Regions from separate parts of the Homo sapiens genome. Here region 1 is linked to region 2. Evidence: read pairs that join two places in POLR2A ChIA-PET (ENCODE). Cell type or tissue: endothelial cell of umbilical vein. All regions are shown on one strand. Links, peaks and the distances in the headings refer to the core of each region. The heading gives the core; the rest is flanking DNA.

What was found. ChIA-PET counts read pairs that join two places held together with the same protein. Peaks named below come from ENCODE experiments on the same cell type or tissue, not always from the same donor. Only the 100,000 strongest peaks of a DNase experiment are listed, where the experiment ranks them.
Region 1: POLR2A ChIA-PET joins it to region 2 with 6 read pairs; 2 of 35 experiments call an interaction of 5 or more read pairs at or near these places.

The regions. Positions count from the first base shown.
Region 1 is chr17:67,253,105-67,260,748 of GRCh38, reverse strand. It overlaps HELZ-AS1 (HELZ antisense RNA 1), which reads right to left. Exons shown (of 4, transcript NR_136398.1): 2 at 1,695-1,831; 3 at 435-591. Among named protein-coding and RNA genes, the nearest start is that of HELZ, 12 kb to the right of the region's middle. In endothelial cell of umbilical vein, for the core only: no CTCF peak of the experiment used is centred there; a DNase peak (open chromatin) is centred at 2,728; H3K27ac peaks cover 398 bases.
Region 2 is chr17:65,792,261-65,799,904 of GRCh38, reverse strand. All of the region lies in intron 21 of CEP112 (centrosomal protein 112), which reads left to right. It also overlaps the pseudogene LOC100419102. Among named protein-coding and RNA genes, the nearest start is that of AXIN2, 230 kb to the right of the region's middle. In endothelial cell of umbilical vein, for the core only: CTCF peaks have their summits at 1,910 (motif pointing right) and 5,221; no DNase peak of the experiment used is centred there.

The DNA of each region.
Region 1 (7,644 bases), core at 847-5,846, 1.5 Mb before region 2:
AACTGGTGGGGTTTTTGCAAGTTTTGCAAAATATTTTGCAAATCCGGATCTGAGTGCCTTTGAGTGGTTTAGGCTGAGAGAGTGGGGGCTGTGGCCTAGGACCCATAGTCACTCCCAGGACATGACTCCCCTGAGTCCTCAAATGGTTCTTTAGAGTGCGGACAGGAGACCAAGATGTTAACCAAAGCAGTGAAAACGCAATGAGAATGTTCTGGCGTCTCTGAGTGTATACCCGACCACTGTGATCAAACAAACTGCTTGGCCTATTAAAAACACACTGAAAGCAACATTTTTGTTTCGCAACATATGAGAGGGCAGGTTGCCAAGTACTTGGTTATAATGTGGAATCCATAAAAATAAATGCTGCCCTTTGTCACTTTCTTCATACTGGATTAACCCTATAGTAACAGAAATGGCACAAAAGAATTACGTACTCAAGTCATTTGCACTTGGAATTCTCCTTCTTTGCAGTGACTTTCTGTAAAAATGACAAACCAGTTTTCAGTTTCAGTTTTCTCTTCTGTATGTAACTGGCCCATAGGTAGAAAGTGTCAGAAACCTTATTGAATTTTTCTACTGAAGAGGTACCTGCTGGAGACAAAAATTAAAGTTAAATTAACTAGAACAGAAAATGCCTAAGGGTTATTTTCTTCCTTTAAAGTGAAATTTGACTTATAATTAAAACACACTTTGTTTTGTAAGAAGAAAGACTTTAGGGGATACTTTTTTTTTTTTCTTCATAGCTGGTTCTTAGCCAAAATCTTCATCACTCGCTCTCCTTTCTTCTCTCCCTCCTCCTTTTTTCTTTTCTTTTCTTTTTTTTTTTTTTGAGACAGAGTCTCGCTCTGTCCCTCAGGATGGAGTGCAGTGGCGCGATCTCGGCTCACTGCAACCTCTGCCTCCTGGGTTCAAGCAATTCTCCTGCTTCAGCCTCCCGAGTAGTTGGGATTACAGGCATGCGCCATCACGCCCGGCTAATTTGTTTTTTTGTATTTTTAGTAGAGATGGGGTTTCACCATAGTGGCCATGCTGGTCCCGAACTCCTGACCTTGTGATCCACCTGCCTCGGCCTCCCGAAGTGCTGGGATTACAGGTGTGCGCCACCATGCCTGGCCTCTCTCTTTCCTTCTTTTTCTCTCTTTCCCTCCCTCCCTCCCTCTACCCCTCCTTCCCTCTACCCCTCCTTCCCTCTCTCTTTTTTTGAGAGGGAGTCTTGCTCTGTCACCCAGGCTGGAGTGCAGTGGTGTGATCTTGGCTCACTGCAACCTTCGCCTCCTGGGTTCAAGCCATTCTCCTGCTTCAGCCTCCCGAGTAGCTGTGACTACAGGCACCCGCCACCACGCTCAGCTAATTTGTGTATTTTTAGTAGAGATGGGGTTTCACCATGTTGGCCAGGCTGGTCTTGAACTCCTGACCTCAGGTGATCGCCTGCCTCGTCCTCCCAAAGTGCTAGGATTGCAGGTGTGAGCCACTGCACCTGACCCTCTTTCTTTCTTTTGTTAGAAGAGTGAAACCCTTACTTATTGAGGTGAAGGAAATTTAGACCATGTAGTCCAGTGTTTCCCTTTGATGGATAAGAAGGGCCAGATTCAGTAGTTAGCCAAAGGTCTCGTGGACCAAGGTCTAAGTCACCTCTAAACCTGGTGCTTTCTGCTTTCCCACAACATCTTAACACCTCTGGAGACCACGCTCACCACGTGAGAATTCATCACCGAACCCTGTGCTTCCTGCTGTCTTTGCTGAATGAAAAGCTCCACTCCGAACCTTCACTGATGTAGAAATAGGAAGTTGGTCTTGTGGAGCCTAAGTGCCATTCGAGTTGCAGTAGGACCTAGGATGAAAATGTCCTCAGACATAATATCCTATTTTAGTACTGATCTCCTGTAGATTAATCACAAATGCCAAACCCTGGCTACCAGGGGGTTTCTGATTTGTTTTGTTTGCTTGTTCGATATTAGTTTCAATTGAAACGTGGGAGCTAAAAGGCAGGAAGAAAATAAGTGGGTATTTAACATTCCCTGTTTTAAAACCGTTGAAGTAGTAAGAGCTAATCTTCTGTAGACTTACTCTATCCAAGCTGAGGTTTGAGAAGCCTGTAATCCCACAGTCCCTGGAAAGGCTATTGTTTTTTTTTTTTTTTTTTTTTTTTTTGGGACGAAGCCTCACTCTGTTGCTCAGGCTGGAGTGCAGTGGCGCGATCTCGGCTCACTGCAACCTCTACCTCCCGGGTTCAAGCAATTCTCCTGCCTCAGCCTCTTGAGTAGCTGGCACTACAGGCACGCACCACCATGCACAGCTAGTTTTTGTATTTTTAATACAGACGGGGTTTCACTGTGTTGGCCAGGATGGTCTTGAACTCCTGACCTCGTGATCCACCCGCCTTGGCCTCCCAAAGTGCTGGGATTACAGGTGTGAACCACCGTGCTCAGCCCATGGAAAGGCTATTTTATTATCCCTGTTTCACAGGCAAAGAAACTGTAGCAGAGAGAGGCCGAGGAGCTTGCCTGGGATCAGACAGGTCAGAGGACACAGTGCAACTCAGGGTTTGTGCTTCCCTTACAGGCAACAGGACTCCAGGAACATCATACGTTAAGTCTCTAGACCTGTCTTCAGAGGGTCGCCTTCTGTCTTCAGGCTGCCTTCTTTCTCTTCTGCGGTTCTGAGGCCTTTGTTTCCTTCCTGCTCTGCTGACTCAGGACCCCAGGAAGCCTGGCTTCCTGTCATGGACTGTTCGAGGAAGGCCTGCGGGGCTGCAGAGTCAGCAGAGGGTGCTCCGTGGGAGAGCCTGCAGAAGCCAGAGAGCCAAGGGCCAAGGCTGAGCCACACAGGCGCCTGTGCGCACACACACATACACACTCATTCACACACACACACACAGTCTCACATACTCTCATGTTCACAAACACAAGCACGTTAGCACATACATGTTCACAAACACACGCAAACACACAGACGTAAACATTCACACACACTCATCCACACACAAATACACGTTCACACATACATGCATTCACACACTCATGCATTCACACACTCATGCACACACACACACACACACACAGAACACATCTGACTAGGAGAGAGAAGGAAAAGTAGGGGATTCAAAAGTGAACTGAGAAGCCAGAAACAGCCACTGGATATGTTTGGGAGGCCAGAAATGCTGCAAACTTCTACTACTTCCTTTTAGAAAGGTTCCTGCTTTCATTAGGAAGGAGAAAAATACAGAGCTGCTTTTTTGTCAAACATATCCACTGAGTTTTAAATTTTTATTTTTTTTTTTTTTTTTGAGACAGAGTCTTGCTCTGTCACCTAGGCTGAAGTGCAGTTGTTTGATCTCAGCTCACTGCAACCTCTGCCTCCTGGGTTGAAGCTATTCTCCTGCCTCAGCCTCCCGAGTAGCTGGGACTACAGGCACGTGCCACCATGCCCAGCTAGTTTTTTGTATTTTTAGTAGAGATGGGTTTCAGTGGTGTTAGTCAGGATGTTCTTGATCTCCTAACCTTGGCCAACCCCGCGTTGGCCTCCCAAAGTGCTGGGGTTACGGGCGTGAACCACCGCGCCCAGCTGAATATTTATTTATTTATTTATTTATTTATTTATTTATTTATTGAGATGGAGTCTCGCTGTCACCCAGGCTGGAGTGCAGTGGTGAGATCTTGGCTCACTGCAACCTCTGCCTCCGGGGTTCAAGCAATTCTCTGCCTCAGCCTCTCGGGTAGCTGGGATTACAGGTGCCCGCCAACACGCCCGGCTAATTTTTGCATTTTTAGTAGAGACAGGGTTTCATCACCTTGGCCAGGCTGGTCTTCAACTCCTGACCTCATGATCCATCTGCCTCGGCCTCCCAAAGTGCTGGGATTACAGGTGTGAGCCACCGTGCCAGTCTGTTTTCTTTTAGCCTTTTCTTATTGTGAAATATAACACACTACAGAAAAGTGTATGAAACAGAGATAGCTCATTGTTTTATCACACAGCAAAGAGCCATGTCACAGAACATCAGGTCAAGACATGTACCATCATGAGCAACTCGAACCCTCACTCATGCTTCCCACCTCCTTTTAGAGGCAACCACAGTCCTAAATTTTATGGCAATTGTCTCCTTGCTAAGCATGTGTCTGTCAATGCTGTAGTTTAATTTTGTTTGCCTTTTGTTTTTTGAGACGGGGTCTTGCTCTGTTGTCCAGGCTGGAGTGCAGTGGTGTGATCTCAGATCATTGCAGCCTCCACCTCCTGGGTTCAAGCAATTCTGCTGTGTCAGCTTCCTGAGTAGCTGGGATTAGCATGGTGTGCGCCACCATGCCTGGCTAATTTTTGTGTAGAGATGGGGTTTTGCCATGTTGGCCACGCTGGGCTTGAACCCCTGGCCTCAAGTGATTGGCCCATCTAGGCCTCCCAAAGTGCTGGGATTACAGGCCTGAGCCACTATTCCTTGCCTGCTGTGGGGTAATTCACAGTATGAATGTAGAAGTTTGCTCATTCCACTGCTGAGGTACATCTGGGTCTGCCCCCAACTTTTGGCTATTATGATTCATACTGCTACAAATACTTATAGAATATTCTAATACAAATACTCATGTCTTTTGAGGTACAAGTTCATATATTTCCTGGAGTGAAATTGCTGGGTTACAGAGGATGTTCAACGTCAGTAGATACTGCCAAACAGTTTTCCAAAGTGGTTATACCAATCCAAACTTGACCCAGCTGTATTTGAGATTCCATTGCCCTACATCCTAACCATCTCTCTGTATTGTCAGCCTTTTTAATTTAAGCCCTTCTGCTGGGTGTGTGCTGCTATCTCATCACGATTTTAATTTGTATTTATTTGCTTATGAGTGAGGTTGAGCAGTTTCAAACACCTTTATCGGTCATTTGGATATCTTTTCTGGTGCATTGCCTGTTAATGGCTTTTATCTGGTTTTCTTTTGGGTTCTTTTTTTTCCTTATTGATATGTAAGAATCCTTTATATATTCTAGATCTCAGTCCTTTGTTATTCATGCTGTAAATATCCTTTTCCACTTGTGACATGACATTGCACTCTTTTAATGTTTTGTAGTGTACACAATTTCTTAATTTTAATGCAGTCAAACTTCTTAATTTTTTTCTTCTTTTTGGTTATTGATTTTTGTGTCCTGTTTAATAATTCTTTCCTACCTTCAGGTCACAAAGATATTTTAATATTATCTCCTAGTTCTGTGGTACCCAATATGGTGGCCATCTGTGACTACTTAAACAGAAATGAATTAAAATGAAACAAAAGCCAGGTGCAGTGGTGCACGCCTGTAATCCCAGCACTTTGGGAGGCCATGGCAGGGGGATGGGGGGGGGGGGGCGGATCACGAGGTCAAGAGATCGAGACCATCCTGGCCAACATGGTGAAACCCCGTCTCTACTAAAAACACAAAAATTAGCTGGGCATGGTGGCGTGTGCTTGTAGTCCCAGCTACTCAGGAGGCTGAGGCAGGAGAATCGCTTGAACCCGGGTGGTGGAGGTCGCAGTGAGCCGAGATTGCGCCACTGCACTCCAGCCTGGCAACAGAGCAAGACTCTGTCTTTAAAAAAAAATTAAAAAATTCCTCAGTTGCCTGTATTAAAGCACAGATCATAGAATACTTTCATTTTCTCTTGATTTGTACTGTTTTAGGAGCTTTATATTTTTTTCTTACATATTTAAATCTACAACCCACCTGGAATTAATTTTTCTTTGTAGAGGTTAGGTGTCTTTCTTCTTTTTTTTGGAGACAAAGTCTCACTCTTTTGCCCCTGGCTGGAGTGCAGGGGAGTGATCTCTGCTTAATGCAACCTCTGCCTCCCGGATTCAAGCAATTCTTGTGCCTCAGCCTCCGCCGTAGCTGGGACCACTGGCATGCACCACCACGCCCAGCTAATTTTTTGTATGTTTAGCAGAGACGGGATTTCACCAAAAATTAGCTGGGCATAGTGGCACACGCCTGTAATCCCAGCTACTTGGGAAGCTGAGGCATGAGAATCACTTGAACCTGGGAGGCGGAGGCTGCAGTGAGCCAAGATCGCACCACTGCATTCCAGCCTGGGCAACACAGTGAAACTGTGTCAAAAAAAAAAAAAAAAAAGCCAGGTACGGTGGCTCACGCCAGTACCAGCACTTTGAGAGGCCGAAGCGGGCGGAACACGACGTCAGGAGATCAAGACCATCCTGGCTAACATGGTGAAACCCCGTCTAGCCGGGCGCGGTGGCTCACGCCTGTAATCCCAGCACTTTGGGAGGCCGAGATGGGCGGATCATGAGGTCAGAAAATCGAGACCATCCTGGCTAACACGGTGAAACCCCATTTCTACTAAAAATACAAAAAATTAGCCGGGCGTGTTGGCGGGCACCTGTAGTCCCAGCTACTTGGGAGGCTGAGGCAGGAGAATGGCGTGAACCCGGGAGGTGGAGCTTGCAGTGAGCTGAGATCGCGCCACTACACTCCAACCTGGGGGACACAGCGAGACTCCTTCTCAAAAAAAAAAAAAAAAAAAAAAAGAGAGAAAAAAAAGAAACCCCATCTCTACTAAAAATACAAAAAATTAGCCAGATGTGTTGGCACGTGCCTGTAGTCCCAGCTACTCGGGAGGCTGAGTCAGGAGAATCGCCTGAACCTGGAAGGCAGAGGTTGCAGGGAGCCAAGATTGTGCCACTGCACCCCAGCCTGGGCGACACAGAGAGATTCCATCTCCATAAAGAAAAAAAAAATAGACTTACCAGGGGCTTAATTTTATTGGGCTTCTCAAAGAATTAACTTTAGCCTATGTTTTCATTTCTTTGTGCTTAATTAGATGTTTTTTCTAATTTCTCAACAAGAGTACTTTGTTTATTCTTATTTCAGTCTCTCTTATTTTCTAATACAGGCATTAAAAATACTTTAATTAAAAACCTTCCATTGAAGTATGGCTTTAGCTGCATCTCATTTTTGAGGATGTAATATTTTTATGAACTATCAGTTTAAAATATTTTCTAATTCCCATTGTGATCTTTTTAAAAAATGTGAGTTATTTACAAGTATATGTATAGTTTCTGAACATGTAGATATTTCCTAATTTTTAAAATTCTTATTTTCCAGCTTAATTGCATCATTGTCTGAGAATGTACTCTGTATGATTTACATCACTTGAAATTTGTTGGAACTTGCTATATTGCCGAGCATTTCATAAACATTCCATGTATACTTGAAAAGAATCTGGGATCTGCAGTTGTGGGTGCACTATTCTATATATGTCCATTTGGTTAAAGTTTGCTTATCCAGTGGTTCAGATCTATTGCTTACTAATTTTGCATATGCTTCTTTTAACAGTTACTGACAGACATAACTTCTGCTATAATCATAGATTTGTCTCCTTGGAATTCGGACTATTTTTTGCTTTATATATTTTGAGCCTATGTTTATCAGCAACACACAAACTTAGAATTGTTATATCTTCTTGGCGAATTGAGAATATTAACGTTACCCAGTGTCTTTCCTTATTTCTAGTAATGCTGCTTGCCCTAAAGCCTACTTTATTTTGATCAGTCTTTGCATGGTTGGTGTTTAAATTTTTTTTTTTTTTTTTTTTGAGACTGAGTCTCAGTATGTCTCCCGGGCTGGAGTACAGTGGCATGATCTCGGCTCACTGCAACCTCTGCCTCC
Region 2 (7,644 bases), core at 942-5,941:
ACCCAAACTTAAAAAATTTTAAACATAAAACAACTATAGAAAAATCCATTTGTGAATGTGACAGTGTGTGGGTGCCAGTGTGTGTGTGAGCAATGGTAGAAGGGTAGAAAGGTAGATGGTGCATAAAGGATTATTACCTTTTGTTTAGTTATTTCCTTTTGTTCAGTTGTTTGACTTGCGTCAATGTGGCTTTCTGTTTCAGAAAGAGGCACAAGGCTGAGATAGCCCCTTTTCACTGCCTTTGCCTCCTCAGAACTGTAGTTGCTTTAGGACTTGCCTAAGGGCAGCAGTGCTCTTTGACTATTGCCACAGTTGTCTCCTCTGCTCTTCTGGATCATTCTCCACAGTGCCAGAGGATTCATCTTCCCAACTGGACTTCTATTCATTTTATTCCCTGCTCACAGACCTCTTCCCCATCCCACTGCATCCAAAATGAAATCCAGTTTCTTGGCCTGTGACCCCTTGATTTGACTAAAACCCTGAATTGTTGACCCTGAAGCCCCAGAATTGAGTGGGAGACAGACATGAGATATAACCAACAATGAGATGTATGTGGGTAAGGTAGAGGATCCGGTGCCAGCTTACATTCCCAGCTCCGTATCCCAGCATTGGAAGCTTCTTTAAGCTGTCAAGAGGAAAGTGTTTCTATTGGTAGATATTCTTGTTAGCCACAGATTTGTTTCAGAATTGGAGGGGAAAGAAAATACACCTTATTCAGGAAATTTTTTGCCTAGAAAATATTTTCTCTTAATTTCACCTCAAAATAAAAGGGAAGTAACACTAGAGAATTAAATACTACATTATCATATACTTAAACCTTTTAAACCAAGTGGAAGGGAACAACTTTTGAGTCTAATTTAGGGTAAAATATGTGTATTATACCTTTGACCAGTCAAGGAAATTCAAACATTTGGTTTCTGCCTCTTTGGCTAGTAAATGAGTTAGTTCATTTTTTGTGTATTTTAATATTCTGAAGGCTTTCGGTCATTAATAAAAATTAAGATTCACTAAAGCACTCCGGAACAAATTCTGGTTCCTAATGCATTTTCATGTAGAATTTTATTTGCTCTTAATTTTTTAGTGGATTGAAAACCATGGTCACATAGTTCATCAGAAAAGCACTTCAAGGATGTCAGTAGCTTTGGATTCTAAAGCAATTAACTATAACCTTTCTAAACAAGAGACAGTAAAAATTCTCGGATTTTTCCAAATTCTGTTCTGCGATTATAGTACTGGAGATCAGTGCTTGTGACAAATAACAGGTATTAAGCATGTCATCAGGCTGGTTTAGAATGCAAGCAAGGTGATGTGCAAATCTAAATGAAATTGAATAATGAGTAGAACATAGGAGAGTAGGGAGATATCCCTAGAACCTAGGTCTACTATAACTTTAGTCCGTGAGTCAGTCTTTTAAAATAACCACACAGGGGTACTCACAACATTGAATTTTTGTACAAAAATGGGGAACCAGATTATGATGCATGGTGGATCTTACTGATGACTTCAGAAAAGGTGCTTGAGTATTCTTAGAAGCCAGCCAGCCAGCTAGCCTTTCCCCAGTATACACTAATTCAGATAAAGAATATTTCACTCAGATACATATGAGAAGATAATAGGTTTCAAATTTTTGAAGTTATAAATATATAATGTGTTTTTTTTATGACTAAATACCTGGAGAGGAGATCAGGAGGTAACTCTCCATTGATCAGGGTCATAGGCTGACAATTCCTAAAGCTCTAAGGAGTGTAGAGGGCTGGGGGCATTTTCTTGAGAACCATAGTGATGGAAAACCAGTGGGATTCCAGAAGGGACCTTGAAGCTCTGCAAACTCAGCTAGACCATATGACTGAGGCCCACACTCATATACCACCCAGTCATCTCCAGGGGGCGCTATGCAAGTAAGATGCCAGCATCTCCCACCAGTTTCCACTTTAGCCAGTAGCATCAGAGACCCTCGCATGCGTGTGCAGCCTCCCCCACTACTAGAACCACAATGATACTCTACATGAAGGGTCCCTCCACTGATTTATCAGGGTCAAGAACAAGATTAAATATGATTGTCAGGCAAAAGAAGATTTTCACAAGTGGATAGAAGAGGTGACTAGCATAAGCACTGAACCAGCTTTCAACTGGGCTTAAAAAATGACTTAATCCTCTTCAAACTTAACCAGATTCAATGAAGAAAGTCAATGAGCCTTCCTTGAACTGCCGTGTCTTCCTTTCTAAACTATTCAGGTGTGTGGTATGAAGCTACTGGACATTTTTATAATCAAGTGATATTTTGAAACTGGAAACATGACTCATGTCTGTCAGCATGACATTGGAGTCAAGGTCATACAGGAAAAGCAAGACATTTTGATGAAGGAAAATCATAAGCTGAATTTGCAGATAGGATAAACAAACATGCTAGTGAGGTAGGTATGACAGCCTAAGAGATCAGCAGGTATCTTTATCCTCCCAAATGGTAAACAAACTGTTTAAGTACTCAAGAATAAGCTAGCAAACAGGCAGTAACAAATGAGCCAGGGTTAGATGCTGGTACTGGGTACTAGAAGATGCATCTATGTCCAGAAGCTACCATTGTAATCAGTGGACATCTCAACAATCCCTTTGCAGATGAATATCAACAAGTTGTGTCCGGGCTTGGGTGGTGAGTGTATGACTCCAGATGTTATGCTGCTCCAGCAGAACCAGTCACTCTTGTGGAAGCCAAGGAATGGGAACAGAAGAATATGAAATCTGTGGTACTGATCATCAGTCTTAATATCCAAATGAATATCATGGTACATACCATGATGGCTATCAAAGATGGGTTTTGTTGTTGTTGTTGTTGTTGTTGTTGTTGTTTTTGAGACAGAGTCTTACTCCATCACTCAGGCTGGTGTGCAGTGGCACAATCACAGCTTACTCCATCCTCGACTTCCCCAGGCTCAGGTGTTCCTCCTACCTCAGGCTCCCAAGCAGCTGGAACTACAGGTGTGCACCACCAAGCCCAGCTAATTTTTTTTCTTGTCTTTTTTTTTTTTTTTTTTTTTGTAGAGATGGGGTTTTACCATATTGCCAAGGCTGCTCTTGAACTCCTGGACTCAATCAGTCCACCCACCTCAGCTTCCCAAAGTGCTGGGATTACAGGCGTGAGCCACCATGCCCAACCCAAGATATTATTAATATAATGAATGACCAAGGCACCAATATTAAAGACACATACATTTTTACAATATTCGACTTTAACTGATATTTTCAAACTGTATGAGGTGTTTGAGGCATTTTTGTTTTTGTTTTGCTTTTAGAGTCAGGGTCAATCAGAGCTCACTGCAGCCTTGAATTCCTCAGCTCAAGGGATCTTCCCGCTTCAGTGAGGTTTTTTAAAAAATAGAGTTTAGTATCTGATTTCTACGTAGAAGAAATTTAAATGTTTATATTGCTTAAGTATTGTTTGCTAATTTTTAAAGTAATGATCAATGAGTACAAAAGAAAAATACCCTCATATACAGAGTTGATGTATTATCCTACCTGCAACAGATGAGCCCCAGGCCATTCTCTCAGTTCATTCGGCAGGCTGCAGTGGTTGATTTTGCACAAAGAACTGTGCTAATCTTATAAGGGTTTCAGAGAAGGTTCCTGTGTTCTGAGGAATCGTAGTCTAATAAAGGAAGACAAACATATCTACATAACTGCTACAGACAAACTGTTACAGAAGCCATCATTAGAGGTACACAGGGCTCATGTAATCAAGGGGAAAGCAGAATTCATCATTCTCAGTGGTGGAATCTGAGAAAGCTTGGGAGAGATGTAACTTTAACTGGTTCTTCTAGGATGGGCTGGAACAAGTGGCAAAGGCTTTCTAACTGTTGGGAGCACTCGAGGAAGAATATAGAGGCCCAGAAAACATTCAAAGGGCAGACCCCGTGTGGCCAGGGCAAACTCTACCTGAAATGGGTAAATGAGAGCTAATTACCGAAGTGTGAACAGTGTTAAATGCCTTACTCAGGGGGTTGGGCCTTATTTTTTGTGGATTAGGCACCATTGAAGATTTTTTAGTGGAATAAAATGGTAAGTTTTATTTTTTATTATTTATTTATTTATTTATTTCGAGACAGAGCCTCACTCTGTCGCCTAGGCTGGAGTGCAGTGGCGTGATCTCAGCTCACTGCAACCTCTGCCTCCTGGGTTCAAGCGATTCTTATGCCTCAGCCTCCTGAGTAGCTGGGATTACAGGTGCGCACCACCATGCCCAGCTAATTTTTGTACTTTTGGTAGGGAAGAGGTTTTGCCATGTTGGCCAGGCTGGTCTTGAACTCCTGACCTCAAGTGATCCTCCTGCCTCAGCCTCCTGAACTGCTGGAATTACAGGCATGAGCCACTGTGCCCAGCCAAAATGGTGAGTTTTAGAGAAATAATTCTAGTATAGTACTTGTAAGAAACCAGGGGTAGTCTAGAATTTTGGAGTCTGAATTCCTGCTTTATAGCTTACTGTTCTTTGACAAGTTGCTTAAACTCACTGAGCCTCAGGTTACATAATTGTAAAATGGGGTAATACCTCTCCTGTAGAATTGTAATTGGTGAAGTAATTATGCAAAGCCTTGGCACCTAGTAAGAATTCATTAAATAGTAGCTACCCCTTTAATCATAATAACCAATTTTTAAGAATCTCAGTGGTTTAGACAGTTAGTAGTGTGATCATGAGCTGGTGTTTCAGAGTGAGACTGGCTGACCTGGCTTCAAATCCTACCTCCCACTATTATGAGCTCTGTGACTAGGACAGCTTACCAAGTGACAGTGTTGCCATCTATAAAATAAGGATGACAATCCCAGCCTCATAGGTTTTGTGTTGATCAAATGAGAGAGTATATATTAAAGGGCTTTATATGCCTAGCACTTAGTTTATTCGTTCTTTCAACACGTTTGTTGAATACCTGCCTTGTGTCAGATACTGTTCCATGTACTTGGAATATATCAATGAACAAAACAGATCACAGTCCCCACCCTTGTGGATCTCACATTCTAAGTGACCACTGTTATTGTTGAAAGGGAACACTGGTTGAAAGACTATTGCAGTTGTCTTGGGAAGTGACACAGGTTTTGGACTAAGGCAGTGGTGGTGGAAGGGGAGACGGTAGAAGCCGCAGGTGCGATTCCTGACTGGGTGTGGGTGGAAAGGAAAGGGAGACTTGAGGAGGGTGTCCAAGGTTGTCATGCCGTCCATCAACCTACAGAGGGAGCATAGAGGAAAGGTACATTCGAAGGAGAAAATGATGGAGTTCACATGTTTAATGCCATCAGGATACCCATTTGGAGCTTTCTAGTAGGCAATGGGAAATATTTTTCTGAAATTAGAGAAGTTGAGAGTTTCGCCAGGGGGAGTTTCCTGTAGGTAATTGGTGACCCTCAGTAAACCAATTTCAGTAAAGTGGTGGGATGTGGAGAAATTAGAGAGTAGAAATTGTAGGCACAGACTAACCTTTAAATGCATTATAGAGGGAAGGAAAGGAAAGAAGGAGAAAGCAGCTTGAGAAGTAGCTTATTCTGTCTTCAGATTTGGCAAAGGAAATGAGCCAGTGGAAGGAGAAAGATTGAAGCTATGAAACAGATCATTTGTCTATTCTTTTAATGAATATTTATCCTTTTTCTATGGTTTGCGAAATATTTTGTCATGGGGATGCGTACAAAGATGAAAATGATTATTAAGAATATGGCCTTAAGTGAGTTTACCCTACAACAGAAGACTATACATGCCAATACAGCTTTTTATTACTCCCCATCGGAGTGTAACTTCTATGACAACAGAAATTTTGCCCGTTTTGTTCACTGCTGTATCCCCAGTGCCTGGAAGACTACCTAGAATATAGCAGGCATTCCATAAATGTTGAATAGACAGAAGTTTCAGTGGAAAGAGAATATCTGAATTATTCAAGAAAACTATCATTCTTTTTGTTTCATCAGGAATAGTTCTTTTCCATAATCACTGCTTCGTAGCTATGGAGAGTAGAATGGGGGCACTCACAGAGAAATAAGATATAGGTCAAACTGAAGGAATAAGAGAAAGGTAATGAAGTTAGGATTATTGTACAACAAAGATTATCCTTTCCAGAAGAACTTTTCCAGGAATACACAAATGCTATTTTTCTGTAGAACAATTATTGGAGCAGAAGAATATATTAACAAACCTAGAGGGTACAGATTTATCTCAATTTTAGATCCAGTTTTCATAAATGATGGACTAAGTAAGGCTGAGAAATAAAGGAAAATGTGTCTATGTTCAAAGTATTAGCAAAGCAGATTTAGGTAAGTTTGCCACCTGTTGCCTCAAGGGCAGAGAGAGAGAGAATATGTGAGATAAAGTGTGAGTTCTTGTAGGAATTAGAGGAAGACATTTTTAGTTTTTATTTTTTGTTTATTTTTTCCAACTTTTAAGTTCAGGGGTACATGCGCAGGATGTGTAGGTTTGTTACATAGGTAAACATGTGCCATGGTAGTTTGCTGCACAGATCATCCCATCACCTGGGTATTAAGCCCAGCATCCATTAGCTGTTCTTCCTGATGCTCTCCCTTCTCCCACTCCCCACCTTCCAACAGGCCCCATTGTGTGTTGTTCTCCCTCATGGGTCCATGTGTTCTCATCATTCAGCTCCCACTTATAAGTGAGAACATGCGGTATTTGGTTTTCTGAATAAATGAATGGGTAAATAAACTGTACTACCCAAACAATGGAATATTATTCAGTGCTAAAAAGAAATGAGCTATCTTCACCCTCCACTCTCTTACTCTGGGTTATTATTTCATATTTCATGCATCCCTCTGTTACTCCGTTATTGGTCTATATGTTTATTGTGTGTGCCCCCTCCCTCGCCCCCCACCAGTGCAGGGTAAGCTTTCTGTAGACAGGAGCTTCGATTTGGACATGGCTACATCCTCAGTGCCCACTAGGCGTCCAGCTAAAAAGAGGTGTTCAATCGTGTATTTTCTTGATTACTAAAAATGAATTAACAGTACCTTCTAGATTACTAAGGAAGTTATATAATCTTTGGTATAGGCAATTTCCTCCATGAAATATTTTTTTTAAATACCCACTACTAAAACATATCAGTGCCAGCCATATGTTCTGACTTAACAGTACCCTCTTTTGGTATATAGCTTCTATTCCTTTTTTCAAACATCTAAGTTCAGGGGTACATGTGCAGGTCAGAGAAAATTCAGCTCTAGCAGCTTCAGAGACAGGTCTTGATTTCACCTAATTCTGATGGTTCTCTATACAGTACCTAATTATCTAATCTCTGCTTTTTATGTAACATAACACAACGTAAATTTACTTTTTTTTTTAAAGAGTTTTTAGCTTCCTGTATGATGTATTTCTTCACTTACTTGAAAATGGAGAAATTTAGTACTTTTCTTTGAGAAAGAGACATCGGTATGTAACTTGTTCTGCATTGTTTTAATGAGAACAAAAACAAAATGTTCCCGAATTACTTGCTTGCAGCTACAAAGCATGTTTAAGGAATAAAAATCTCCTTCATTAAATGCATGATGAAAAAAAAGAATTGTTTTGAAGTTCTTAGGATCAGCTTGTATAGGCTTCATTGTAAACTGATACTAAAGAGTCCCCATTACGATCTGTGTATTTTGGTGCCAGAAGGTTTTTTTCTT